Regions from separate parts of the Mus musculus genome. Here regions 2, 3, 4, 5, 6 and 7 are each linked to region 1. Evidence: chromatin loops called from intact Hi-C (ENCODE). Cell type or tissue: heart. All regions are shown on one strand.

Region 1 (4,000 bases):
TACAGAATTGTGAAGCAGTGTTTGGAGGAGGCAGAAATATTGAACGCTCTGAGCAAGAGAAGGATTGTTATGTTTGCCAAATAGCCAAGAAGGGTAGAAGATCATGTGGAAGGGAGGGAGGGGGGGGGCTTTTCCAAGAGAAGCAGACGCCAAATCATAAGTGAGAACGTTGACCTGGACTTGACATATCTAGTCCCCATTTGGAGACAGAGACACACCAGTTATTTCAACAATGCTAATTGTCTTAGGGTTTCATTACTGTGAAGAGACACCATGAACAAGGCAGCTCTTACAAAGGACATTTAATTGGGGCTGGCTCACTAGTTCTGAGGTTCAGTCCATTATCATCATGGCCGGAAGCATTCAGGAAGGTAGGGCACTGGAGGAGCTGAGGGTTCTACATCTTGTTCCGAAGGCAAACAGAAGACTGACTCCTCAGGCAGCTAGGAGGAGGGTCTCAAAGCCCACCCCCACAGTGACACACTTCCTCCAACAAGGCCACACCTACTCCAACAAGACTTCACCTCTTAATAGTGCCGCTCCTTGGGCCAAGCATATTCAAACCACCACACTAATTTAATGAAAAAACAAAACAACAAAACAGAACATACACACACATACACACACACAAAGAACCTCAATATAAAGTCGACATCCTGGTAAGTGAAAGGCTAGAAAAAGAAATCAAGATGCCTTTGAAATAACCATGGAGGGAAACTGTCTCCATCCTTAGAGGTGGGAAAACAGGAAGATGGTACTAGATTATCAAAGTTAGACGCTGGGTTGGAGCCCAGACCTCTGAGACAACAAGAGAGTTGTCCTTGAAGAAGTGCTATGAGGCTAGTTCTCCAGTGAGGGGAAGTTTGCAAAGAGAATTGAACTTCTGATAAAGGAAAGAACTCCATGGGGAAATGGCTGAGGTGCTGTTCCTAGGACCTGCAGGCCAACAGGAAGTCACAGAAAGCAACCCAGGAAGAATCACGACCCTGCTTTCTCCTCCCTCTGGCAGCCTTTCTGTTGGGCCCAACTTTGTTAGAGTCCGAGAACAAAGCAGAGATGGGGCTTTCAGGGGTTCAGTAGCTGAGCTCCAGCAGCATAAAAGAAGCATAGTTTGGAGTCGAGAGGCAGTAACTTTATCACTGACACTAACAGAATGAGTCAAGAAGGCCCCGGAAGATTTTTACACAAGAATCCAACGAAGGCTGACTCAGTCTTGACAGCTGTGAGCAAAAGGTTGGGTATCTGTATTATAGGAATCCTACTGATAGCTGGAGTGTAGGCTGTGACAAGGAGGAGGAGGAGGAAGAGGAGGAGGAGGAGGAGGAGGAGGAGGAGGAGGAGGAGGAGGAGGAAGATTCCAGAGTCACTCCCACACTTTAGCCTGATCAAGAAAATGTGGTGGAGAAGCACAGAGTGACCAGGAAAAGCTCTAATTGCTGAGGAACTAGATACACAATAGTGTAGATCAGAATAATGTATAGAGACCCACCCAACCATAGAGAGAGGATTAGATGAGGTCACCAGAACTGTGTCCACACCGCTCCCCAGGTGAAATGGCTAGGAATGACATCTGGTGTCAGAAGACTGTGGACTTAAATTTCAGATCCCAGTCACCCACTGCTCTGACTTGAATGTGAACCGCTCTTCATAGGCTTGTGTGTTTGAACGTTGGTCTCCAGCTGGTGGCGCTGTTGTGAGATCTTCCGAAGATGGAGCCCTGCATCATCAGGGGTGGGCCTTGAGGTTCGGTAGCACAGCCCCACTTCCTCCTGTTCTCCCTCTGCTTCCCCAAGTTCCTCCCACCAAGTCTTCCCCACTATAATGGCCTGTATCTCCTCTGGAACAGTAAGTCAAATAGTCTTTTTGTCAAAATGACTTGGCTTGTGTGAGGAAGGTGTGCAGTCATGGAGGGAAAACTCTCATGCCAGTGCCTGCCATACACTAGAGATCCAGACAGCAAGCATCACAGAAGGAAAAAAGGGAAGTTGGTAGAAGGGAGGGAGGAGAGAGGGATGGACGGAGGAAGGAAAGCTACAAATACATTCTAAGAAGACATTATCAGTGTTAGGTATCAAACCAAGGACAAGTCTCACTCAATACCTGTGGCTCCGCCCAGCTTTCCCAGCATCCCTCAGTACCTAGGGCTCCTCCCAGCTCTCCCAGCATCCCTCAGTACTCGTGTCTCCTCCCAGCATTCCTCAGTACATGTGGCTCCTCCCAGCACTTCTCACCTCACTCCCTACCATAAACCTTTCTCTTCCAGGGGCTGGGCTTCCCTTCCCCCCAGCTTTAGGTCTCTATATAACTTGGCCATTTTGGCTACCCCTATCTCACAGTCTGAGTTGCCTCTCTTGCTCTCTCCTCTCCTCTCCTCTCCTCTCCTCTCCTCTCCTCTCCTCTCCTCTCCTCTCCTCTCCTCTCCTCTCCTCTCCTCTCCTCTCCTGGTCCGTTTTAGTAGGCCAACCATGTTCACCCTGGACCCTTCGCTCTGCCTGCTTTCTCCCTTATATCTACAATAAAAATCTCCGTAGTCTAGAAGTAGTCACGTCTTCCTCTTTTATTTCATTCCTTTTTTTTCCCCCCCATTCCATCAGCAAATCCTTTAAAATACCCGAACTGAGTCTTCAGGCAAGCCCAAGAGAGCAACGGAAACCTCGCCAGGAGATGAACTTTTAGGACACGAGGTTGTTAGTCACATGTATGCTGCAGATGACTCAAAAATAAACACTGCCCTGTGACAGCTCTGGGCCTGGAGCTCTGATGCCACTCCCTCCAAGCTAGCCTGGGAACCAAGTCCCCTCCGCCATTGAGAGCTGGCCTCTCACTCCTCACATGGCATGGACTTTCCTTCCAAGAGCTCAGCTACATGGTTATGTAAGGCTCTCCTGTATTCCTGGGCCAAGAACTGAGTCAGCCGCCTGCTTAGATAGGTCAGTTCAGGAAACCAAACCACACAGCCCGGGAGGTAGAGAAGCCAGTGAACCTGCTGCGAGCTGGCTGTCCTCGGGGGCAGCCAGAACGCCTCCTTCTGACCCGGGAGTGTGGAATCCAAGCCTCTCTGCAGGTCAGGCCGAAGGACCTTTGAACCAAGACTCTCTGTGGCCGCGTTGTTTAGGGATCAAAACTGTTCACTTGGCTCCTCTGACAACCTTTTCCCACACAAGCATGCAATACTTTCACAGTACCAAAACCCTCACTGTCTAAAGACTCCATTCCAAACAGCTGTTCCTGGAGGCTGAGAGAACCTTCTAGAACAGCTGTTCTCAGCCTGGCTGAGTCGATGCCTCTGGAGATGGGCCCAGAGAATTGAGGAGGAACAATTTAAGTTCTTCAAGTGTTTGGGCTGTGTGTTTTAGAACTCGCCATTGGAGATTTTCAGTGATGCTAAAGCTATCACTGGTCTGGGTAAAGATACATCAGACGTGATTATCACAACGCTCAGGTCCTTTCCTTCCTCTCGCCTCCATCCCTGACAATAACCAGGACAAACCAGATCCCTAACCTTGCTTGGTCTCTCAACCTCAGGGTTAACTGAAGCTGGGTCCCCTCCAACACCCTTCTGTTATCCTCTGAACCTAAACACAGCCCAAAGAGAACTGTGACAGAGTTGGGAGTCTTGAAAGTCTGATGATAGACGCCAAGCCATTCGGAAGGATCCTGCTACAAAAACAGGCCGTCGGGGAAAGACGGAGAATGCGTTCCCACTAGGGAAGAAGCCCCTGCAGGATAGAATGCCCTCTCTTTTGTTCTAGCATCTTCTGCAATGGTCTGGAGAGACGCTTCAGTATAGTGCTTTCCTTACAAGCACAAGTACTCGAGTTCGATTCCTAGAACCCATCTTTGGGGTGAGGGAGCTGCCAGGCATGTGTGATCCCAAAGCTAAGGAGGTGGAAACAGGAAAGTTCCTGGAGCTGACCAGCCAGACAGCCTACCTTACCGGGTAAGTAACAAGCCAGAGAAAGACTGTGAACCACTCCTGGGGAATGACCATCAAGTGTGC
Region 2 (4,000 bases), 440 kb before region 1:
TTCCCTGGGACCTTTTAACCGGTAAAAGTGAGCATTGGAGAACTCAGGGCCCATTACAGCCAACCTGTGGCTTCATCTGCTGGGCTTTTACACTGCCTTTTTCTTTTAAGGGAATCAGCTACAGAAAAAAAAAAAACCCAAAAAGTTCATATCCCTCAATTTGTAAATGAGAAAGCTGGGACCTTGAGTCCCAACCCTGTGCAGTTGCCAAGTAAGAAACTCCATCCTATCCTGGAGCTGAAGAAAACCAAGTTCAGACTGTCAGAATGTGCTGAGTGTTAGGGATTTTTGTCAAATGCAAGAGCCAAGGCTGGAGCCAGGCGCGGCTCTGTCTCCTTTGTGATTCCCTGGCCCATAAGTCTCACTGTGTTTATAACTGTTAAACACAGGGACAGTTGTTCCGTGATCAAAAGAACCCCAAGAAGAACTGAAGACTGGGGTCCGGAGCTGGAGGAAGCAGATGCAGACTCATCAACCAGTGGAGGGGAGAAGGTTTGGCGCCTGGCTGTGGCGGCAGGGTGATCTCTGCTCACTTATTTCAGGAATCTACCTCACTTGCCAGTTCTCTCTCCATGCAATGGTATTCTCTAGTACCTATGTGGCTCTGTGGGATCTGCTACTTAGAACTAAATACATATTCATGGACTCAAAATGTAAACATATATACCAGCCAGGAACTTGCAGAAATATAATTATTAGCCAGGACTTAGTGGGTCTACGAGGCCTGTTGTATAAAGTAATGGTTAAACTCAGGTGTTAATATATACATAAAAGAAGAAAACACATGGTCAGATAAGCATGTCTGACCCCATTTGGTTATGCTGAAGGCACCAGGAGTCCTCATTGGAGTGCAAGGCCTAGGAGAGTCCTCAAGGTTAGCTACCTCTGCCCCTTTCCCTTGTCGTGTGTGTGTGTGTGTGTGCGTGTGTGTGTGTGTGTGTGTTATGGCCACTTCCAGTTACCTAAGTTCCCTCTCCCATGGTCACAAGCTTGAGATGTCGTATTTTTTACTTTAAATCTGGTGTTCTGAGGACTCTCTCTGGCTCAGGTGAAGTTGGGACAGAGTGAGATCTGTGGATGAAAGGCATGGCTACTCTCAAGGAAGCTGTCTTGGAAGATTCCCCCAAACTTCTTCCTGTTCTTAGCGGACAGGTCATTTCCACCACCTTTGGGGTCAATCTGACCCCGAATGACCTTCAAGAGAAAAAAAAACGATAAAAGACAAGAGGCTAGAAAGTTACCCCTTCAGTTGAGTAGTTAGCAGTGGGTGCAGGCTGTCAAAGAATAACTTGGAGGGGGATGTTAAGGATGGCTAGATTCTGGAGGCGGAGCCATTTTTGCCTCTGTAACAGCATCCTACAATGGTGAAACAGCTTATAGTCCTTCAAAGTGCCCCGAAATACAGGGTGGGTTAGATGCCACCTGGGGGCAATCCTGGATTTGTTACAGAGGGGCAGTGTGCAAGGGGAACCACAACCAGACGGGAGAGAGGGAGAGAGGCCATTCACAAGAAACAATGTGCTCGGCCCCAAAAACCCTTGGAGACTGGACTTGTCAGAGCCCATTCTGATTCCCCCACCTAACATTTTGTAGTGTGGTCAGCTCAGTGTTCAAGGGTGGGCTGGTTTATGTCAACATGGTGGGATTACCACAAAAGTCATTCTTTGTACTTTTGAATGCGGCTTTTCCAATGGGGAAAATTAAAACCAACTAAATTGACTTTTTTTCCCCCTCTGTGACCCAATTCCTGGCTTTCTCTGCTTTGTCCTCCGCTGACCAATCCTTTAGGCTCCTTAAGATCTTGATACCATTTGTAGCAAGAAGTTCTAGGGCACTGAGCCACTGACAACCAGGAGCATCCTTACTCTGTTTAATCCTGTACGAGCATCTAGGTGACAGACTAAGGCTTTTAGCAAAAGCAACAAGTGGTTGAAGCAGGGGGACAAGGGCATGTCCCTTCTGCCATCTCTTCATTCACTCGCTGTCCCCCATAGAGGTCTCTGCTAAAGATCTGGTTCGCCAGCTCTACAGCGAGGTCGGAACTCCAACCACAACGACCCGCCACTCCCCCAGGCAGCCTGCTCTGCAGAGGCAGAGCCTTCCACGCCTTCCCGGAGTCTCCGAGCGCACGCGCCACCTGACTAGCGCGGTCATTGGCTGCTGCCTGTTGCTAACCCACGTGACCGGCGCCAGCGCGCTCCGCCCCTGCCCCTGCTAGCCTAGTGCTTTCCTGCGGACGTGCGCTGCTGCCCAGCCTCAGGCTCCAGTCCTGCGCTGGCTGCTGCTGGCTGTCGTCAGCGATGCCGCCGCCGGCCACAAGGTGGCAGTGCCGTGCTGCGTGGCTACACGCCCCTGGAAGCACCGGACCAGCCTTGGTCTGGCAAAAGTTTTCCAGTCTTTCCAGCAGATGCGCCCAGGCCGTGAGCCCTCCCGGGCGGCCTGGAGGCAAGGGATCGGGTGGGGGTGGGGTAGCCGCCGATGTCCTGGGTGGCTTTGGGGGCGATTTGCAAAGGCATGCATTTGTTGTTAAGAGCTCGGAGAAACAGTTTGGGGGAGCCTGTCACAGATGCAAAGTCTGTTGATATTTCCAGGAGTGTTTGGTTTGGTTTGGGCTTTAGGGACCTACAGCAAGCATCGATTCTCGTGGAGGCGAACAACACTGACAGCTACTCTTTGTCTCTCGTCGGGATTCTGAACAGAGCCCGACGTCGCTTCCATTTCAGAGATATATGCCGCTGACACTACCTTGAGAGAGCTCCTGCCTCCATGGTTCCTGACCTGCCTAGAAGGGGAGGGCGCAGGAGACTCTTGTTCTACAGCTGTCCTCGGGATGCCCTCAATTCCCAGGCGCAGGGATAAGCTTGTCTGACCCCATTTGACCCCGCCGCAGGCGCCAGGCGTCCTCATTTATTGCGAGGCCTAAGAGTCCTCAAGGCTTACTGCCTGCCTACCCCCCTCCCCCACCACCCGCCGCTCTTCGTTTTTTGGTGTTTTGTTTTGTTTTGTTTTGTTTTTCCTCTCCTTGTCCTGTGCGGGAATCATATGCCTCCTTCCTGTTGTCTAAGCTCCCCTCTTCCGTAGGCACAAACCTGCCCCCTCTGCGTTTTTTACCTTAAAACAGGTGTTCTGAGGATTGTCTCTAGTTCTGGCGACGTCTTGAAAGAACTGAGTCTGAGCGAGGCAGACAGACGGCAGCATTAGTGGTGATGGAGCTGCACTGCTAAATGTGGAGATGGGAGGGGAAACACACCTGGGCTTCCACAGGGCAGGAGAAGATCTGTCACTTGGGCAGAGCCTTTGAGTCGCACTCAGGTGATCTCCAGGTATCTTTTGTCTGTTTTAACCTGACATTCATTTGCATCTAACAGGACTCCCGAAAGAAGCCTGGTGTAACTGAGTCTGGAATTTTTGCTGGGCTTGCTAGGTCTACACTCTCCCACCTGTGCTCCGAGGAGAGGTGTAGACTATCTCTTGGATTTTGCTTGGAGGATGTCCTTTCCGGACTCAGGACCTAGGAGAGACCAGCAGGAAACAGAACAGAGTCTACATAGGTGAATATCAAAGAATCACCTGGAGAGATTTACAGGTGTGTCCTGGATTTGGGGGAACCATGGAAACACAGAGTCAGCTACCTGTTGTGGTGAAAGTGAAGTCAGGAGTGGGGAAGGGTGGGGAGGGAGAGGGGTGAGGAGGGAGAGGGGTGGAAGGGCTGCTAAACAGTCTCTGTTTCCAAGAGTTAGCAAAACACAGATGTACTAACCTCCCTTGGGTTACTAGATGTACTAACACTCCCTTCATCAGAGTGAGTGGCCTCCTAGTAGAATAGGTTGGCTATGCCACGGAACCATTTTTAGGAGATGTCCAGCAATGGGGAGAGAATTGAAAACCCCACAAGATTATTCCCCCAGGAGTGAGCCAGCATGGATGCATTGCCATATTCCAGGTATATCACCACTCAGGCACAGTTGAACCTACTAGACCTACTGTGGTCTGAATGTTG
Region 3 (4,000 bases), 100 kb after region 1:
GGGTAATTAGCATTGTTTGAGGGAAGCAAGGAGATGACATAGACTGTGGCGCCAGAACTTCAGAAAACGACACAGTTCATGCCTCAGGATTATTTTCCTTTGAAAAATAACCATCGTTGCTCAGAATCAGACATAACACAGGATCTGCCTGGCTCCATTTTTTGCTTGTGATTCTGACTGGAGCAAAGACCAAACAAAGAATTTTCCTAGAGAGCAGGGGAGACAGAAACACCTAGAAACCTGCTCTCAAAGCAGCCTTTCTTGTTCCGCTGCAGACCACCATGGACGTTATGCAGCATTCTACCTTTCTGCATCCATATTGAGTATGATCAACAGCAGTTGATACCTAAGGTTGCCTCAAAGATAAATAAATAAATAAACAAAAATATGAGAAAGAGGCAATGGACACAAAAAGAATATAATAGGTCAGACCCAACTGTTATTAAACAGAACACATCAAAACAAAAAATGAGAAACCATTTGGGTTTCTTAATAACTGGCCTTTTCTAGCCAAGGACAAAGAAAGGGTTCTAGTTGGCTGGGGAAGTCAGTACCTTTTGAAAGTCTGGAGAGATCTTGCACTAGGGGAAAGCAGTGTAGATATGCAAATGTTCCATTCAAATGCAGCCTGAATATGAGGTAATTCAGTGGACAGAACTACTTTCAAGCCCCCTCTCCAGCTTAGAACTGGTCCAGACCTAACATAGCTTTATCTCCCACAGCCCACACCAAGATAATTCAAGTTGAAAGTCCATTGACAGCGCTTAGGTAGGAGAGCTTGTGGGTTCTGAAGTCTGGAATTCTCATGTAAGACTGTACGCTCTGAGACTGGAGCTCCTGGGTGGTCTCTGCGCTCCCGATGAGACTAATGGACCGATTATGCCATCCCAGAAGTTCTCCCAGTGCATCCTTTATCTTCCTTTTCCTTAGGAGTAGTTCAGAGCTTTCTTCCCCGAAGTGACCTCTGGCAGCCTCTGTGCTGATATCAACTCACATTCCCAGTGAGTGAAAGGATTAACTCAAGGTCACCAAGCAGATAGAAGGTTGAGGCTTGGGTAACACTAATGACTAACCTTGTGTGTCTTATCATTCATGGTCCTATTTATCTCAACCTGTGGATTCCTAGGATATTGCACGCGCGCGCACACACACACACACACACACACACACACACAAAGCCAAACAGGCCCTTCCTGAGAGCATTCAAGGTTGTCCCTGGTGGAGTTCACTCATCTGGAATTATCAAAGGATCTAGCACAGTGGTTAAGATTTAAAAAAAAAAAGTCCCAAGTCTAACAGCTCAGGTTTCTAACCAGGCACCCACTGGATTCCTGGAACCGTGTGGTTGGGAAACTATATATAAACTTCGGAGTTACTGCCTCTCAGGAATGTGAAATCCCATCAACCTCAGCTTTTGGCTAACCCCAAACCTCAGGGATTAAGTCCCCATGGACACACAGGTGTACTTTGCTCCAAAGAGCCCTTCAAAACCTCACCAGAGTTCTCAGCTCTCTTTGGAAATTAACAACCCCGGGTCCAGCGCCCACCGCTCAATTTAGCAATCAGTTTGTGCCTGTAGAAATGCAAACAAGACAGACTCCTGCTCCTCCCGGGCCAAGCTCCGGGCTAGAGAGCCACTGCCAGGCGGCTCCCAGGGGAGATTTCAAGAGGACTTTGCTCAGGTTTGGCATATGCTTCCTGTCCAGACCAGAACAGAGAGTTCCCATCTAGCAGCTGTGAACTCTGACTCACCTGCCTGCAGGAGAATTTCTCCATGTGACAGAGTATTTAACAAGGGCCTAAGGAGCAGGCGTGTTCTGCCGGAGTCTCTGAAGCAAGAGGACAGCTGTGCTCGGGAAGGAGCAGGCGTTGAAGATAGGAGTCTGTGCTAATCTGGAGCTCCCATCTTCTATTGTCTTCTCCCCCCTCACCCTCAGACAAACCCCAGGGTCTGGTGCTCAATTTCTCTTGAGCTAGGGTCCCTAGAGGTGGTCACACCCATACTCACTTTGTGCACTGCCTGTAGGTGTTCACATTCACTGTCCTTTCTGTTGCTTTTAAAAACCATTTACTGTATCTAGGGCTTGGCTTTTGCCGGCAGCCAATGTCACCTTGGTTGTATATACGCACGCTTGAGGTACATTTGTGAATCACTCAGCCATCACCAAAGAAACGTCTTCTCGTGGTAAATGGGACTTAACAGAGAGATCCACCACTGGACAAGGCGCAGAGGATGAGAGACTTTGGAGCACCCAGTCCTACATGGTATGCTCTATCAAACCCTTTCCCTCCACGCTCGGGGATCAACGCGGAAGAGGAACAGAAAGATTTTAAGAGCCAAAGGTAGAGGAAGACTCTAAAGAAACAGTGTCTGCCAGACGCAACAGGACCAATAGGAACTCACAGAGACTGTGGCAGAAGACCCAAAACCTGCACGTGTTCAAATCAGACAAAATGGCCGCCCTGAGAGCAGAAGTGGACACAGGGTCCCACCTCTAACTGAGAAGCTCTTTGTAACTGAGAACTCCTGGGAGAGGGGAAATCTGCTTGCTACAGTGGAGTGGCCCTGGGTTTATCAACCACACTCAGACAGGCTCTATGCCCAGGAAGCAGTTGGCCAACACAAAACAGACTCCATGTTGTTGGTTTGGGGGTGGCAGGGGGAGCTTCTTGCTTTCTTTTGTTCTGTCTTTTTGCCCCCCCCCCCGCCACGCCCTTTGTTTTAATTTTGTTGAGAGAGAGAGTAAGAAGGAGAGAAGGGAGGGAGGGAGAGAGAAGCTGTGAGCTAGTTAGGGGAGGGGGAAAGACATGATACATTATGAAAAAAAGCAATTCCTTTAAGTGCCCATGAGACCTTGTGGGTAAAAGGCTCCCATAGAACTAAGAAAGAATGCAGGGAGGTGGCAGATACTGTGCAATCCCTTGGGCTCAGAGGCTGTGGAGTGGCTGTACCACCCATAGAGTCACTTGGAATCTCAGTAGCACTCAGAACAGAATGGGTGATAGAACCCTAGAGCCCAGTGGCCAAAGGGAACCAATCCCATTTCAACGTCTGCCCTTATGAAATAAGCAGTTGCTTGAAGACTCTTACAAAATGGTTGCTGAGAATGCAAAGAAGTGAGTTGGAACCTCCCCCTTGGCCATTGCCCTCCCAGAATCGTGCTGCCAGGAGGCTGTGTTGGCTCCTTAAGGCCATGGCCACACCTGGAGTGTCAGTCACGCCTGTGAGCACCTCTATTATCTTCTTATTCCTATGAGGTAGAAAGCCTGGTGATGACATTCATGCGCACTGGAGTCCCTGGGCCCCATTCACCCCATCTACCCTTCCCTACACCTGAATTTCAAAGCTCCCCTCTAGCCTCCTATCTTCTACAACCTAGCTTCTCCCTCTGCTAAGATCCCATCTGTCTTCTTGTGCAGTTAGTTTCTCCAGCTCGAAACATAGCCTCTTGGAGAGGAGGGAAGCTCAGGAGACTCTGAAAGTTCAGAAAGGTAAAAGACTCCTAAGGCCCTTCCCTATAAGGTTACTGACACAGCATGACAATCATTACAGAGAGGAGGCTCTTCGAGGGAACTGCCTGCAAGTTGTACAGAGAATCCCAGAGTTGCACTTTTCCTTAATGCTATAGAGAGCATCCAGGCTAGAGTGAGCTTTTTGGTGGTACAGCTAATCATGTCGCCTTTAAGAAACTCCAGTAAACTTCAAAGCGGGACGTGAGTAGAATCTGTTCTTTGGGCTGTTGCCAGTACCCTATCTGGAGTGATTACCTGTTTGTTCATGTCTCCTCCTCCCCCCCCACCCCCCCACAACCCAACAGTTACAGAACAGTCCTGTTGCTGATGGGTCCCAGAAGTACAGGTGGCTTTCCAGCCCCTGATGCTGTGTAGGTCCATGAGAACCTTGAGGCACTTTGCTTCCATGCCTTTTCCTTCTCAGAGCCTTGATTCCCACCCCTTTCTACAGGTCTGCCTTTCCTCCCTTAAAATGTCCCCTGGTCCT
Region 4 (4,000 bases), 69 kb before region 1:
CTTCTTATTTCAACGCCAGATATTCCCAAGCAATCTAATGAAAGGGATGGAAAATGGCGGTTATTCCTTGATAGTGGAAACGACAGACCAATCTTGAGTGGGGTGGCACACTCCTGTAAATCCAGCACTCAGGAGGTGGAGACAGGAGGATTTACATAGATCAGGGCCATCCTTGACTACAAAGCAGGTGGCCCCGTGTGGCAGGTATGTGCAGCTGGGATTCTTCGCCTCTCAGCTTGACAGAACAGGAAGCAGAAACCAGACAGGCCAGACTATAAACCCCAAGGCCTGTTCTCATGACTCTCTTCCTCTGAGGAGACACCAGCTCCTAAAGGTGCCACGACCTTGCAAAACAGAGCCAACAGCTAGGGAACCAACTGTCCAAACCCAAGAGCCTATGAGGGACATTTTAACATTCAAACCCAAACACCCCCTTACCCAAAATACAATCTATGTAGTACAACAAAATGTGATACAAGTATGTGAATATCAGAAAAGGGCTACTTAATTGGAGACATAATTACAGCAGGGTGCAGTGTGGTCATTCAATAAATGGGTGTTGAAGAAGTGAATGGTGGGACTGGAGAGATGGCCACACGAGGATGGGGACTGAACTCAATCCTCCAGAATTCAACAAGCTAGAGATGCCCATGCATCCCTGTAACCCTGCACTAGAGATGGGAGGGCCCCGGGACTCACTGGCCAGCCAGCCTCACTGACTGAGTCCTGATTCACAAACTTAGGATAAAGAGGGACTGAGCAAGACACCCATTGTTGATGACCGCCGACCTCCGCATGCACGTGCATGCATTGGCATGCATGAATATGGACACACAGTGTCGGAGTAGAGGGACTCACTGGGCCAAAGCACTGTGTTACATCCAAATGCTTGATCAGGGCGAGGAAGAGATCAGCACTCTAATATCAGGGTTGGACCTGAGCGGCTCAGTAGCCTGAAGGTCATTGGCTCTAGTTCCAGCAGGACACACCCGCAATCACAGTACCTAGAAGGAGGCAGGAGGACCACGAGTTCCAGCCTTGCACAGACTATATACTGAAGCTGTCTCAGAAAAAAAAGAAAAAAGAAAAAAGAAAAAGGATGGGTGAGCACTATACAAGGATTTTAAGCTACATAAATACCTTCCATTTCATTCAGCCAGCTGTCAGTGTTATGATTAAATTAAACTCGCTCAGCTCCATCCACCCTCTTCAACGTATGAAAGTTAAGTAGGCGAGACCATAGGCACTCTCCCTTTCTTGTCAGCTTCTCAGTAAAGCAAGTCCTTGGCTGCAGGGGTGGCTACACAGTGCTGGTGACGAGAAGAGGATGGCTTCCTGTCACCTTCCTCTCAGGCTGGCTTGACCCTGCAGAGGGCTCATCACATCCTGCTCATCAGCAAGTCTACCTTCTTTCTTTGAGCCTGATTATCAGCATCCTCTTTCCTTTTTTTACTGAAAGACGAGAGGGGCAATCAGCCCCCAACCTTCATGTCTAGTGTAGTGTAGTGTAGTGTAGTGTGTGTGTGTGTGTGTGTGTGTGTGTGTGTGTTTGTCTCGCAAGGACAGACAAAACCTAGGACGTTTGCATCTTGCATCTTTTGGGGGCACTAAGTCTTCTCTTAAAAAATACAAGACAGAGAAATTCTACCATGATAAGATAAAACAGAGACAGTCCACCATGATGGCAGGAAGATAGGCTGGGTAATAGCAAATACTGTTTCTGTGTGGCTCAGTATATGACTTACTTGGTAGACTCTGGCATGGTCACATGTGTCCTGCTGGAACTAGAGCCAATGACCTTCAGGCTACTGAGCCACTCAGGTCCAACCCTGATATTAGAGTGCTGATCAAGCATTTGGATGTAACACAGTGCTTTGGCAGGCTGCTGTGCCCTATCTTCCTGGCATGCTTTTCCCTATAACCCTCCCTGTGACGACCTGCCATCCATGCATGGACTGAGTTCCCAAGAGACAGAGGGATCCCAGGCTGGGGCAGCAGCACAGAACATTCCAGAAGCAGCTGGGCCCATCCACTTGCTGACTATTCCTGGCTTGGGAGGAGAAAGCCTTTTTCTTTTAACCCTTGGAAATGACAAAGGATGGGTTCTCGAAGGCCTGTCTCGTGAAAGGACAGTCCTCTGGGTACCCAAGTCCCTCTTGGAAGTGCTCCTCTCTCCCCAAGTGCAAAGCCTTGGGGTATCACTAGTCTATTCACATGCATATGACAGCGTGTGCTTCAGATCTAAATCACACAGCTGTGCAGAACTGTAAGTGCTCACTGCTCCCGACACTGCAGCCTAAGAGCCATCCCTTCTCAACAGTCCAGTCCCTGTCCCTGAGTGGGCTCTGTCAACAGAGTTCCTTCAGCTAGGCTCTTAGATGTCCGGAGGCAAATTCTGTGGTTGGTTTTCATGGATTTGGTTGGTTGGTTGACTGAGATAAAGCCTCAGGATACAGCCCTGGGACTGGCCCAGAACTCACTATGTAGACAGGCTAGCCTTGAACTCATGGAGATCTACCTGCCTCTGACTCCAGAGTGCTAAGATTAGAGACGCAAGCAAGCCAGCATGCGCAGCTTTCATGGATTTCTTGAAGGCATGTCCTATGTTTATCTCCTATGGCTGCTGTAACTCATTAACATAAACTTGGGGACTTAAAACAGTAGAAATTTGGATTCTTCAAGTTCCAATATCCTCAAGTCTGAAGTCGAGGTGTGAGCAGGGCCACATTTCCTCTGGAGGCTCTAGAGGACAGTCCTTCCTTGTCTTACCTGACATCAGGTGGCTCCTGGCCTTCCTGGGCTTGTGTCTGCATCGCTTTAATCCAGAGGTTCTCAACATCTAGGTAGAGACCCCTTTGGGGGTTGAACAACCTTTCAGAGGGGTCACCTTAGTCCATCAGAAAACACAGATATCTATATTACGCAATTTTTAACAATAGTGAAATTATAGTGATGAAGTAGTAACAAAAATAATTTTACAGTTGGGGTCACCACGACAAGAGAAACTGTATTCAAAGGTCACAGTGTTAGGGAGGTTGGGATGTACTGCTCTGCCAAGATCTTTTCTTCTCTGTATGCTCACCTGTATCTTCAGGGACGTCTGTTGTTGGGTTTAGGACCCACCTACATAATCCAGATCTTATACTGTGAAATCTTTAAATCGATTACTTCTGCCGGGCTTCTTTTCATGCATGAGGTTGCATGTTCAGAAATTTGGGGAGTTATGATGTAGATATTGCTCCTAGGAAGCCACTGTTCAACATGCCACATTCTCTTCCAGGACTGCAGCTCACCCCTAAGTCAGGGTTGGATCAATGTACTGTAGGACGATTAACTGCTCGCTGTATTACAGTCTTCTGACACTGTGACAAAATACCCAAGCAATCAACTTATAAAGAAGAAAGGTTTACTTTAGCGCACAGCCCGAGGTTTCCACAACGGTTGGTTGTTCCATTGCTCTGGGGCTGGTGACAACACAGCACATCAGGGTAGGCACTCATATGGGAGGAAGCTGTTTACCTCCTGACAGCCAGGAAGCATTGGGGACAGAGTCTGAGGTCCCAGATCTCCTTTAAGAATCCCAGTGGCCTCCCTTCCTCCCCACTCCTCACAGGTTCCTCCACTTCCACACAGCCACACAGGCTGGTGCCCAAGCCTCTGACACAAGAGTCTTTGGAGGAACCTTTGGAGGACATGGGTTCAAACATTACTCCATCACCCCACCTTGTGCTGAGTGTTGTTTGTGGAAAGGGACATTGCCTTGGTGTCTGTCACAGGAAATGAATGAGAAGGCATAAGTCTTACTCTCCGGAAGTTCCCAGTCAAGTGAGTCAGAGACTACAACATCTAGATCATCAATTATACCCCATGATTGATGCTATGAGAACCTGGGAAGACCTGTCACTCAAGAAACCTATAGCCCAAGTGCCGGTTCCAATCAGAGTCATCTTTTTGTTCATGTGTCACAGAATTGGCTTAACTGGGAAATGAATACTGATGG
Region 5 (4,000 bases), 50 kb after region 1:
CTGGAAGGAGCTTCTGGAAGAACTGAACAAGGAGACAGGCTGCCCACAATGCAGAAATCGGTTCGGTGGCCATCAGTCTCTGCCCAGAGGCACACGGGGCTTTAAAGAGCATCAGCATGCACACAGAAACCAGGAAGTGACTGGATGGCATGGTAGGCTCGCAGCCAGATGCTCAAACATCTGTGTGGAAACAGGCTACGAAGTTTCCACCCATAAGGAAGCTCTCCACCACAACTCAGGTCAAGAGAACAATGTGCCTCCCTCTCCTCTCTCCAGCCGGGAACGGCACACACTAGTGTCCACTCTCAGGTTTCAGTTCATGCGCCGTGCTGAGGCGCAGCCCTTCTGCTGAATTAATATTTCCATCTCAGTGAACAAGAACAAGTTAACACACCAAGAGCGTGGGCTACCTTCCAGGGCTTGTCTGCTGACAGATTAAAAAGTATGTCAACATGGCTTTATAGTCACAAATATCCAAAGCAGAAGTCTTTTTATTTGCTTTGTTTTGCTTTGCTTCTCCAGTTTATTGATAATGTTGGTGAACCTGTGTCTGCATTTTATGCAAAATCTGACCAGGCAGGTGATGCTGGCTAGCCCTGCTAGGACCTTGGGGTATGAAAGAGTCAGGAAGCTGCAGTCCCAGTTGTCAGTCAGTTTCTCCCTCCTGCTGAGTACATCAGCCTGGAAAGGAGAGATCACCAGGGTGTGTGACATTTCCTTCTTATAGTATGGATGTCGTGAGGTGGACTTTTTTAATATCTGAGTTTTATTTACAACGTGCTGTAATAGGAGGAGTACTTAGCAACTTTTCAGGAAAGGTTGACTTAAGAAGGAGGAGGAGGAGGAGAAAATATCTTACATGATGAAATTTTTATTCACATGTAAAAAAGAATTATGTATTTTCATTTGCAGGAAAAATTGGAAGAACTGACGATTGTCATGTTAAGTAAAATGAGCCCTTGGCTCCCATGTTCTCTCTCATATGCAGACTTTAGAGGTGAACATAACATGCATAAATCATGGAAAGAGATGATGAGGGGGAGAGAAAGAAACCTAAAGGGAGAGGGAGGAGTAGGACGAAAGAGGGGAACTGGGAGGGAAGAAAGAGCAAGCGTTGCCTGTTCTCCATCATAAGTAGTATTTTAAAGGGTGTGTGTGTGTGTGTGTGTGTGTGTGTGACCAAAACACACGCACCCAGAAGGACAACTATTTGAGAGGAAGAAAGTGATCAGGAAAAAGTGGGGAAGAGGGACAGAGGAAGGAGAAGCAGATGAGAGCAAGGGACAATCATATGTGCACACACACACACACTCACACACACAGATACACATGCACACACTCACACACAGACACACATGCACACACTCACACACACACAGACACACATGCACACACTCACACACACACATGCTCACTCACACACACACACTCACACACAGATACACATGCACACACACTCACACACACATGCTCACACACACAGGCCATAGCAATAACCCAGAATGTTTGTAGGAGACTCTTGAATAGCACAGACCAGCTTGAAAGAGGGCTTCTCACGCCTGGTGTAGGGGTTTCCGTTAGGTGGCCTTCGGTTCTTGAAGGGAACATTGTCAGTCCAGAGGAGAAATCTTTATTTAAAATGTATGCACATGTATTATACACAGACTTCCAAGGATCGCAGGTTTTTGTTGTCGCTGTAGCCCTGTAGGTTTTTTTTTTTTTCCTTCATTTTGTCTTGTTTCCTTTTGTGTTGGAAAGCAGTTTGATGGTACGGTTCTTTATGACCTCTTCAGGCATCCTTACTGGTTCTTTACCCTCATTCCCTCCTTCTGTGTTCATCTTTCTCCCAACTCCCTAACCAGAGTCCCCTCCCTTCTCCCAGTCCCCCAGTCAGATCACTTGTACACTGTTATTCTTCTCTTCAAATTTGATTTTTTTTTTAAAGCCAGTAACTCTAGACTTTTTCTTACTCTCTGCCTGGGGTGTCTGGGTAGGGATAGTGATTCGGAGCTGACTTGGATCCAAGGTCGCAGCACAGCCAAGGGCTACGCTGGAGCAGTGTTTTCCAGGGGCAGCTCACAGATCAGTTTCACTCCACCACCTGCTTTTTCTCTACAGTCCGTGAGCTGAGAACAGCTTTCACATTTTTAAGTGGTTGGGGGAAAAAAATCAAGACTCATATTTCATAACATACGAATCACACCGTGTCACACACGAAAACGACATGAAATACAAGTTTTGGTGCCTATAAATAAAGTCGCCTTGGAATGTGGCCAGGCACACTCATTTGCATGTTATCTGGGGCTGCTCTCTGGAAACAACAGCGAAGTTGAGACCTCTGGTTATTGGTTAGGTGGCCCACGAAAGTTTGAACCCTTGACTGGCCGGCCTGTCAGAGGAAATGCTCGACCATTCCTGCCACAGAGTTTAAGGAAGAGGTGTGTTTGACCTTGTCCCACGGCCTCCCTGGGTTTTCTGTTTCTCTTCGGGCTCCTTGCAGATGAGTCTCATTTGTTTGAAAATCTATTCTGAGCCTCTTCACACCAAGCAGCATGCTCCCTGGGTCCGAGGGATACGGCCCAGAAGACTCAGAAGAACAATAGTAGGTTCTGTACCGAGCCCAGAATCCCACAGAGGAGAGGCCATGAGTCACAGAGGAGAGCGAATGCAGTGTGAGAAAGATGTAACTGTGGCGAGGGCCGCAAAGATGAGCTTCAAGGAGCTAGAAAAGGACCAAAGAGGTAACAGATTTCCTGTTCTGCGGCATCAAATAAGATATGCCAAAGAGTAGATGAACAGTTACCCGGGAATCATGGGAAATTCTGAAGTTGTCGAAGGAAAAGGGAGGAGGAAGAATTTAAATGCCTTCACCAGAACCCCTCTTCGATATCTTCTACCCTCTGGGGATGGAGTGAAGCTGGAGGGAGTAAGGTCAATGAGGTTGTGAGGGAGGAGGGAGGAGGAGGAGGAAGAGAAAGAGGAGGAGGAGGAAGAGAAAGAGGAGGAGGAGGAGGAGGAGGAGGAGGAGGAGGAGGAGGAGGAGGGAGAGTCAGGAGGACCGTGCCTCTCGAAGACACTAAGCACAGAGGTGAGGAGTTGTATGAGTGTCTGGCTAACAAACTCTAAAAAACTGAAAGAGACCAGACGAGTAACTCCTAGTGCATTCCTGCAATGAACAGCAACAAGAATTAGCAGGAATGTATGCCGCAGTGTAAATGAATCTGGGCCACAGATCATAAAGTGAGAAAAGGAAAGTCCAGAAGATATCGCACACAGCATGCCGCACTTCGATTCTTTTGCTTATTGATTGATTTTGCCTGAGCCGGGCATGGGCAGTACATTCATGCCAAGGCGTGGCTATGGAGGTCAGAGGACAGCTGGTGAGAGTCGGGTCTTTCCTTCCACCGTGTTCGTTCCAGAGTCGAATTGAGGCTATCAGGCTCGGCAGGAATCAACTTTACCTCCTGAGCTACCCTGAGGGCTCAAGACCTTTTCACAAAGTTAAGTGTAACCAAAGTTTAACAAGATGCTTTAGAAACATATTTGTGCACATCTATATTTATACATATATAGTTGCACGAGTTTTTTTTTTTTTTTATAAAGAACACAGTCTTGTAAAGGAATAAGGCTTTGCAGAGTCCGTGGTCCACACAAGAATGAGTGTGTTAATGACACTGTGAGCAATGAACGCACAGGTAGTTATGGGTTTTTTTTTTGTTGTTTTTTTTGTTTTTGTTTTGTTTTGTTTTGTTTTTTGGGCTGGGCAGTGGTGGCACACAACCTTAATCCCAGTGCTTGATAGGCAGAAGCAGCTGTTTTCTTAAGTTTGAGGCTAGCCTGGTCTACCAAGCAAGTTCCAGGATAGCCAGGGTTACCTGTAGAAACACTAGTATGAAAGAAAGAAAGAAAGAAAGAAAGAAAGAAAGAAAGAAAGAAAGAAAGAAAGGAAGGAAGGAAGAAAGAGAGAGAGAGGTGGAAGGATGGGGGGATGCCCATAAGA
Region 6 (4,000 bases), 240 kb before region 1:
GAGCATGCTGGGTGAGAGCATTTATCTCTCTTTGCTTCCTGGCCTCAGACACAGTGTGATCAGCTGTCTTCTACTGTGGCTTCCGTGCTCTTCCTGCAGATATGGACTACAGCCCTTTAAAGACACCCTCGACTTCCTAGTGTCTCCTCTTGTCTGGTATTTGGTCTCGGTGAGAAGAAAAGACTTGCTAATCATCATTCGTTGTCATTGCTCAGCGTTCCAAGCCCACCCACGTTTGGAAGGGTAAACTGCTTCACTCCAATCCTACTGATATTAAATGCTAATCACACTCAAAACAGTATCTGCAGAACAGTATCTACACAGGTCTTAAACAAACAACTGGGCATGGCAGTTTCATCAAGTCAATATGTAAATCTTTTGACAAACATACTTTGTGACAGTTAACAGAAATGTGTCTAAAATAGAGGAAAACCAGGAAGAGACAAGTGGAAGATATAAGGTAAAGGTTTTTTTTTTTTTTTTTTTTGTCTACTTGTCCTTGGCAGTGTACCCGGGTGACTGACTGACTGATGACTGCACAGGGCTTTGGGTCAGAGGAATGGGTGGGACTTTGTATTGTCAGTCAAGGTAGAGCCATGAATTTTTTCTTGGTGTAGGGCATATGTTATGCTGTGGGTTTGGTTTGTTTCCTAAGGGTTCATGCTGGATGCTTGCATGCAACAATATTAAGAGGTGGTGAGACCTTTAAGAGGTGGGGCTTAGTATAAGAAACTTAGGTCGTGGGGCTGGAGAGATGGCTCAGTGGTTAAGAGCACTGACTGTTCTTCCAAAGGTCCTGAGTTCAATTCCCAGCAACAAGATGGTGGCTCACAACCATCTGCAATGTGATCTGACGCCCTCTTCTGTTATGCGCTCATATACATAAGATAAATAAATAAATAAATCTGAAAGAAAGAAAGAAGGAAGGAAGGAAGGAAGGAAAGAAAGAAAGAAAGAAAGAAAGAAAGAAAGAAAGAAAGAAAGAAAGAAAGAAAGAAGGAAAGAAGGAAAGAAGGAAAGAAACTTAGCTCATTGTGGATGGTGCCTTTGGAAGGGGTTAATATAGTGCTTATGGGTCCCTGATTGTTATGAACAGGGTAAGCATGACCCTCTGTCCCATCCTGAGTTGCCCTCATTTCTTATCACAGTATATGGTAACTGTTCTACATATTTCTGCCACCATGGTACCATTTGCCATGTGAGGCTCTCACCAGAGGCAAGAAGAGCCTGGCAACATGTTATTGAATCTCAAGAGCCATGAGCTGAGTAAACCACTTTCCTTTTTATAGCACCCAGCCTTGGGTTTTTTGTTAGACCAGCATCAAACGATCTCTTGCAGAGAAGCTGCCGAGTGAGCTGTAAGATGGCATGTGGAAGCGGTGCCAGGAGGAGCCTGAGAAGTTCGAGAATAAGTCCTCTTCCCGGTTGCCTCTTAGGTGTGTAGGTATTTTGAGCCAGAGGTCAAAGAGAATCAGCAGACACAAGAAAGGCCCTAAGAACAGGATGTGTGTTTTCCTTCGTGAAGGAATTCATTTATAAAGGAAATTTCCATTTGAGAAGTCTCTCCCACACCAGAAAAGGGAGGAATCCACATGACGTACCTTCCTGAACAACTCTCTTCACCTGCTTGTCCCATTCACCTTCCTACAGCTGCCTTGACTCGGTTTAAAACTGTCTATGTTCTTGTCATTGACTTGTGGGGGGAGGGTTACTTATCTCTGGGTATTTCCATGTCTTAGCACAATGCACATGTTAATAAACTTCTGTTTGTTTTTCCGTTATTAACTTGTGGTTTGTATAGGGCACCATCTGGAGATCTGAGGAATAGCAACAATTCTTTCCCTGCAAGACCTGGAAGACGACTTGCAGATCTTGGGTGGGTACACTGATAGAGGAAGCTAGTCAAGGTCTAATGAGCAAGTCTCACTAAACCAATAGTCAGCCTTACCCTTCTCCCCCCTCCCCATGACTTAAAGAGCCACTTTTGCAAGGATGTCTCTTAGGTGCCTATCTTGCTAGAATCTTCAGCACAAAGGATTAAATCAAGATCTCAATAGATTGCACCCAACCTTGGAAAAGTTCATCAGGGCCAACGCAATCCTTCGCTGGGAGAATGCAATGGATCCACTGAGCACAAAAAAAAAAAAAAAAAAAAAAAAAAAAAAAAAAAAAAAAAAAAAAAAAAAATCTTCCAAGTCACTGGTCTTCTGATTCTCACCTTGCAAATCTGAAAAGAGCGAAATTCATAGACCACAGGGGCACGAATTAGAAAAGATCTGGATCACAGATTTATGGTGGCAGCTTGAGGGAGTAGGCAGAGTTCCCAGAGAACAGGAGTGTGTCCCTGTTAGTCTAAGGGTTTGGATGTCAGGAACTACAGTGGGACATGAGGTAGAGGGTGAGCTGGTCACCTCTTCTCAGTTTGCTGTGTCCTCAGGTCCAGGCAGTATTCATTTAGGGGGAGAGAGATGCTGAGATCAACCTCCCGAGGGCATCCCTGGCCACTGAACAGAACTGCTGACAGAACGGGGGATATTTGTGGCTTTTAGCCAAGGACCAAACTATTTACTCTTGGGTCCGCTTCCTTCCTTGAGGCTGCCTGACAAGTTCCTCTCTGTTCTCATCTCAGGCTGCTAGGAGTTTTCTGGTCTCAGCCCGAGATCCCAGTCACAACACAAAGTGGCAACGTGGAGCTGTTCATTTACTTCTGCACTTAATTTATGCTGGAGGGCATGGAGGGAGAAATCAGGAGGCTGAGAGAGAAGGCTGCGTCCATCCGTCCGTCTGCCTTGTTTCCAAACACAAAGCCCCAGCTGCTGGATGAGGGCGAAGGCAACCTCACTGCACACCTTCCTAAGCAGTTCCTTGGAGCCCACTGCTTGTTCCTATTTCTTAGGGTTTGTCTGACTTTCCCCATTCTATTTTAGCTGCACGGGAAGAAAGAAGAGAGAATGGGTAGCCTATTCAGCATCCCACGGTGCAGAAAACATCTGGCACATCTCTTTCCCTTGTCTGGCTAACACACAATCATCACCTCGCTGCTGCTCAGAGTGTCTGCCTGTCCATTCATGGAGACTGAGGACACAAGCCTACAATAGCCTGAGCCTGGAGCCTCCCATTGACAAAGGATGGGACTCCACACTGTAGGGTATCGGTAGTGGTGATTTCCATTTCAAAACTGCACTTGCCAGACTTGATTTAAACAACATGACTGTCCTCAGAGATGACACTTGGCTGGTTGCTCTTCGAAAGGCTTCCACACACTCTCTGCAGGAACCTGTGAGCACCATTGCCCATTGCTTACTACTGTCACTCAGTTAGTCCAGACGACGGCCACACACAACTTTCTGCAGCAACATCCTGCCAAGCTGTGGAGCAAGAGGACAACCCCAGAGATACCTCTAATAACAAGCCAATCAAATCAAAATGTGCCTTTGTCCACTCCACTGTGATTCCAGTCACCCTTTCTTCCCAGATATCTCTTTTTAATCTAATTACATACAATACTTTTCACTTTAGAAAAAAAAACCATGTTAACTTCTGTCGTTAACAATCCTGTTCTCCGTTTACCTGTGAGCAGGCAACCAAGTTTTCTCCTCATGTAAATGCCACAGCGGTTTGCTTTCTGTGTACAAACTAGCATATATGTGTGGGGTTTTTTTCTATCTCCCTCAAGGTCAAAAGATTACTATCTATAGACCTTTCCATTCAAGCTTTTTATCCTCAGCTAAGAATCGTACAACCTGTCTTCTTGCACGCACCCGAGGAAAGCCAGTTCTAATCACCATGGAAGAGGAGCCATCCTGCTTATACTAGGCACTGTGAAAATGCCACTATTCGCAAATGTTTCATCCGCTTGGCAAATATACAATGCAGCACAGAGAGATTCACCGCAGAGGCAAAGGACTCTGGGGGTGGGGGTGGGGCAGAAATGGAATGTGCTGAGCTGCTAGACAGTCCCTGTTCTACCACCGACCTTCGATGTCTGGGTGACTGTAAG
Region 7 (4,000 bases), 58 kb after region 1:
TTTATACAGCATGTTATTACCTCCGAGGGTTTTACTTAACCTGCAGAGTTGGCAGTTGCCTTTCATATTTAAAACTGTGTGTAACTGACAGTCCGTGGCACAGGGGACAAAACAAAAGCCCAAACTTCTATCATGAAGAATCTGAATTCTATACCTCTGTGTGTGTGTGTGTGTGTGTGTCTGTGTGTGTGTGTGTTTCTATCTCTATTTCTCTGTGTCTCTCTCTGTCTCTGAGTGTATGTGTCTCTGTGTCTCTGTCTCTCTTGTCCCTCTGTCTCTCTCTGTGCGTCTGTCTCCCTGTCTCTCTGTGTCTCTGTCTCTGCCTCTCTCTGTGTGTCTTTCTGTCTCTGTGTCTCTGTCTCTCTCTGTCTCTGTCTCTCTGTGTGTGTCTTTCTGTCTCTGTGTGTGTGTGTGTGTGTGTGTGTGTGTGTGTGTTGGTATGACTATGGAGGTCAAAGGTCAGCATCAGGGACCTTCCTCAATTCTTCTCCGTCTTATTTTCTGAAACAGGGTCTCTCACTAAATGTGAAACTCCCTGGCTTAAGCAGATTGGCTGGCTACTGAACCCCAGGAGTTCTTCTGTTCCCACCTCCCCCATCTCTGGGATTACAGGCTTATGGTGTCATCCTGGCTGTTTTATGCCATTGCTGGAGCAAGCACTGTACCAACTGAACCATCTCCTGCACACAAGCCACCACCTCCGTCAGTCTACAGCCTCTGGGTACACATCACGACAAGAGCGTCACTGGATTATCAACCAGTCACTGCACTTCTCAGGGCAAAGATCCCAGCCACCCAGGCTGGAAGCAGTTTTCACTCTCAACTCTAGTCACCTCCTGTCCTGCGGAGAAAAGCTTAGTTTTTGAATTGAACACACACACACACACACACAGGGAACCCAGGAAATCTCTAAAGTTACCGCATCACTTGTTGCAACAGCAACATTAAAATAGCACACCCATGTATACATACATTCACTCATGTATATGCTCCCCAGGCCTTTGAAAGACTCCCTCACCCCTATTTTTATTAGACTCTGAATCCAGCCTTGTGACCCTGTCTGAGGACAGTCCGATCTGCTTTACATTTGAGCCAGTTCTACCCTGCTGTAAAAACAAGCAACCGCGAATGCTTGTCTCTCCCATCAGGTGCAGGCTGATGGGAACCAGGACTCAGTCGTAAAGACCTGGCTGTTTCGCCTCATCAGAAGTTTGGTGAACGTGAAGAATTAAAATAGTTTATGAACACGGAGCGAGACCTCTGGAGGGGAAAGCAACAGTGAGAGGGAAGGCTTGGCTCACCACCATTTCCAAGTACGTCTTCAAAACCGATGGATGACTGTAATACGCCCCATCATGCAGTCTGTTGCAACTCTACCAGTTTGCTAGGGCTGGCTAGTCAGCTGCACAGGGCTTTCCTGGAAACCCCTCATTCTTGGGACTGGGGGGTGGGGATGGGGGGGACAGCTCTCTACAGAATCCTCTTGACATAAGAAAGGATTTCTTTTTGAAAGTCCATCTTTTCTTTTCCCATCTGTTTCCTCTCACGGCACAGTTTGGGGTCAGATCAGGTCTTCTGGCGTTCCGGAGGATAACTCGGCCCTTTCCTGTGAATATCCAGACTGGAAAGGGCTTCCTTTCACCTCTTAGTTCACTACAGAGAAAGAAGCACAGGGTGAGGGCAGTACTCCGGATGGCCTGTGTCTGAGAACCTGCCACAAGTAAATGGGGTGAACGACTTTGGAAGGGCAAAAAAGAAAAGAAAAAAAAAAAGAAAAGAAAAAAGAAATACCCTCAAAGGGGAGGGTGTTAATTGAATTTGGTTTCAAAATTTGCAAATTCCTGTGTCTGCTTAAGGCAAACGAGGCATTAGAGCTGCAGAGTCCATTGTGCCTGCTGAACAGGACCTCCTGATGTGGGTGGGGTGGGGCTACTAGGAAGGCCTTTCTTGTGGCTGCTTTGTCTTTCAGTTTGGTGAAAGCTGGCCTCTCACTCATGGGATCCAATGTGGGCTGACAATGGACACCCAGGAGCAGATAATGGTAAAATTTTATATTAATCCTGCCAGAGTGGGTGAGTGATAAAGCTGAGGGTGTGTTGGGTGCCAGGAGCACAGGCCTCAGGAGCTCTGCCACAAGCCCTAGTTACAGCTTATCTTGGGCTATGGATAGCCCCTTAATGGCCATTCCTTGCCCACCTGTGTCTGACTTAGCACCCTTGTGATTAAAGTGTAGAACTTCTTAGAATGTATTCGCAAAACCACCCAAAGGCTAAAGATGTTATCCGGTGTCCCTGCTTGGCTCTAACCCCCTACCTAATGTCTCTACCAAACGCATTTGAAAAGTACATTGATTTATAACTTTATTTATTCTGTTACAATAAAAATTCCATCAAATTGTTACCATGTTGGAACGTTGAATTTAGGACAGTCTGAACTTGTGTTGCCAGGCCATGGTCACTCCTACTTAGCTTCAGAATAAATTCTCTTTCTTAACTTCTTTTGAGGTCATGGGTGTGTTTTTGCATCGACAATGCCATCTTTGACGTAGAGTTAGCCCTGACCAGATAGTGAGTCAGCTATCGCCTTGGCTATAGACTTACAGGCTTCTAGAATTCTGAGCAATGAAATTCTGTCATTTTTAAATAACCAGATGCAAGCCATTTTGTTACAGCTGCTGGCAGAAGCTGGCTCCCTCTCTCCGGGCATATATAGGCAGGAAAGCCCACTGGAGTCTGTGGTGAGAAAGTAGCCATCTGCCAAGCAAAAAAAAGAGATCACCACCAAAGCATGACACGCAAGTACTTATATTCTTAGACTACTACCCTCCAGAACTCCAAAACATGAAAGGCTGCTGTTTAAGTCCTTCTGCCCAAGCTGACTAAGACAAAGAGTGAACCCCATCTAACTCCATTCCTCCCTCAAAGCTGCCAGACTTGACCCCTGCCCCTCACTAAGTCTTCTTCCTTCCTCACAGCTAAAAATAACCCCTCCTTACCCAGGCCTAACAGATCTTCATTTCCTTCCTTCCTTCCTTCCTTCCTTCCTTCCTTCCTTCCTTCCTTCCCTCCTTCCCTCCTTCCTTCCCTCCTTCCCTCCCTCCCTCCTTCCCTCCCTCTGTCCCTCCCTCCTTCCCTCCTTCCCTCCCTCCCTCCTTCCCTCCTTCCTTCCTTCCTTCCTTCCTTCCTTCCTTCCTTCCTTCCTTCCTTCCTTCCCTCCTTCCCTTCTTCCCTCCCTCCCTTCTTCCCTCCCTCCCTCCCTCCCTCCCTCCCTCCCTCCCTCCCTCCCTTCCTTCCTTCCTTCCTTCCTTCCTTCCTTCCTTCCTTTGTGCTGCACATGGCGAAATTAAGCTTCTAATTGCAAGAGGTGGGGAGAAGCCTCAGGAACATGTGTATGTATATGCTGTGTACACACAACACAGAGAACACCCTCATTCTCAAAGTCCCACCATAGAAACACCGCCTGGACAAAGGCTTTAACCGTCATCTTTCAAAGGAGATACTGTTATGTGTATTTCCATCTGGATTGGCATCCTCTGACAAGCTTTTACTGACATGTGTGTCATGTCTGGTTCTTATAAACATCCTTTTTGACGGGGGTGAAAGGTCAGCTTAACTTTCATCAGCAAAAGCAAGAGGCCATTAGTGAAGCCTGTCTCCATCGCTGATGTATTTTAGAAAGCTCCCACCAACAGGCCTTTTTGTTACCAATGTGAAATGTTTTTGAAACACAGAGACACAAAACAAAATCCACAAAGTCTGGGTACATTCAGACTCACAAAATTGCTGGCCTTGACAGAGCACTAATGTTTTGCTGAAAGTCATTGTGAAGAGGGTCAGCAAGGCAGATAACAGAGAGATAGGTCCCTGCTGAGGTAGAATTTCCGCACACAGCTGCATCTCTAAATGTACCCTGTGGTTACATGGCCTGGAAATTTTAAATGTAACCACACTGGGTGATCAGTCTTGCTTTCCCAAGGTCAAAAGCATCATGAATAATGGTA

What was found. Hi-C counts contacts between places; a loop is a spot of excess contacts. Peaks named below come from ENCODE experiments on the same cell type or tissue, not always from the same donor. Only the 100,000 strongest peaks of a DNase experiment are listed, where the experiment ranks them.
Region 2: it touches region 1 in a loop (2.3-fold over the local background); 7 of 42 quality-filtered maps call a loop at or near these places.
Region 3: a loop joins it to region 1, with 1.9 times the contacts of the local background. A loop is called at or near these places in 4 of 42 quality-filtered maps.
Region 4: it touches region 1 in a loop (2.0-fold over the local background); 9 of 42 quality-filtered maps call a loop at or near these places.
Region 5: a loop joins it to region 1, with 1.8 times the contacts of the local background. A loop is called at or near these places in 3 of 42 quality-filtered maps.
Region 6: it touches region 1 in a loop (2.5-fold over the local background); 4 of 42 quality-filtered maps call a loop at or near these places.
Region 7: it touches region 1 in a loop (1.9-fold over the local background); 2 of 42 quality-filtered maps call a loop at or near these places.

What each region holds. Positions count from the first base shown.
Region 1 is chr13:44,303,638-44,307,637 of GRCm38, forward strand. No RefSeq gene overlaps it. Among named protein-coding and RNA genes, the nearest start is that of Gm29676, 46 kb to the left of the region's middle. In heart, a CTCF peak has its summit at 1,672 (motif pointing right); DNase peaks (open chromatin) are centred at 1,674, 2,204, 2,854 and 3,914.
Region 2 is chr13:43,862,454-43,866,453 of GRCm38, forward strand. Gm33195 (a long non-coding RNA gene) reads left to right here and starts at 761. Exons shown (of 3, transcript XR_873323.2): 1 at 761-874; 2 at 3,369-3,586; 3 at 3,855-4,000. In heart, CTCF peaks have their summits at 2,304 (motif pointing right) and 2,510; DNase peaks (open chromatin) are centred at 1,448, 2,258 and 2,848; H3K4me3 peaks cover 1,620 bases; H3K27ac peaks cover 3,111 bases.
Region 3 is chr13:44,407,897-44,411,896 of GRCm38, forward strand. No RefSeq gene overlaps it. Among named protein-coding and RNA genes, the nearest start is that of Gm33958, 9.7 kb to the left of the region's middle. In heart, no CTCF peak of the experiment used is centred here; a DNase peak (open chromatin) is centred at 1,705; H3K27ac peaks cover 1,486 bases.
Region 4 is chr13:44,234,229-44,238,228 of GRCm38, forward strand. No RefSeq gene overlaps it. Among named protein-coding and RNA genes, the nearest start is that of A330076C08Rik, 20 kb to the left of the region's middle. In heart, no CTCF peak of the experiment used is centred here; a DNase peak (open chromatin) is centred at 1,913; H3K27ac peaks cover 557 bases.
Region 5 is chr13:44,353,834-44,357,833 of GRCm38, forward strand. No RefSeq gene overlaps it. Among named protein-coding and RNA genes, the nearest start is that of Gm33958, 44 kb to the right of the region's middle. In heart, no CTCF peak of the experiment used is centred here; DNase peaks (open chromatin) are centred at 178 and 2,038; H3K27ac peaks cover 1,214 bases.
Region 6 is chr13:44,059,580-44,063,579 of GRCm38, forward strand. No RefSeq gene overlaps it. Among named protein-coding and RNA genes, the nearest start is that of Gm33489, 16 kb to the left of the region's middle. In heart, a CTCF peak has its summit at 1,819; a DNase peak (open chromatin) is centred at 2,512; H3K27ac peaks cover 3,106 bases.
Region 7 is chr13:44,361,325-44,365,324 of GRCm38, forward strand. Gm33958 (a long non-coding RNA gene) reads right to left here. Exons shown (of 4, transcript XR_873330.1): 4 at 2,695-2,753. Among named protein-coding and RNA genes, the nearest start is that of Gm33958, 37 kb to the right of the region's middle. In heart, no CTCF peak of the experiment used is centred here; a DNase peak (open chromatin) is centred at 1,547; H3K27ac peaks cover 2,079 bases.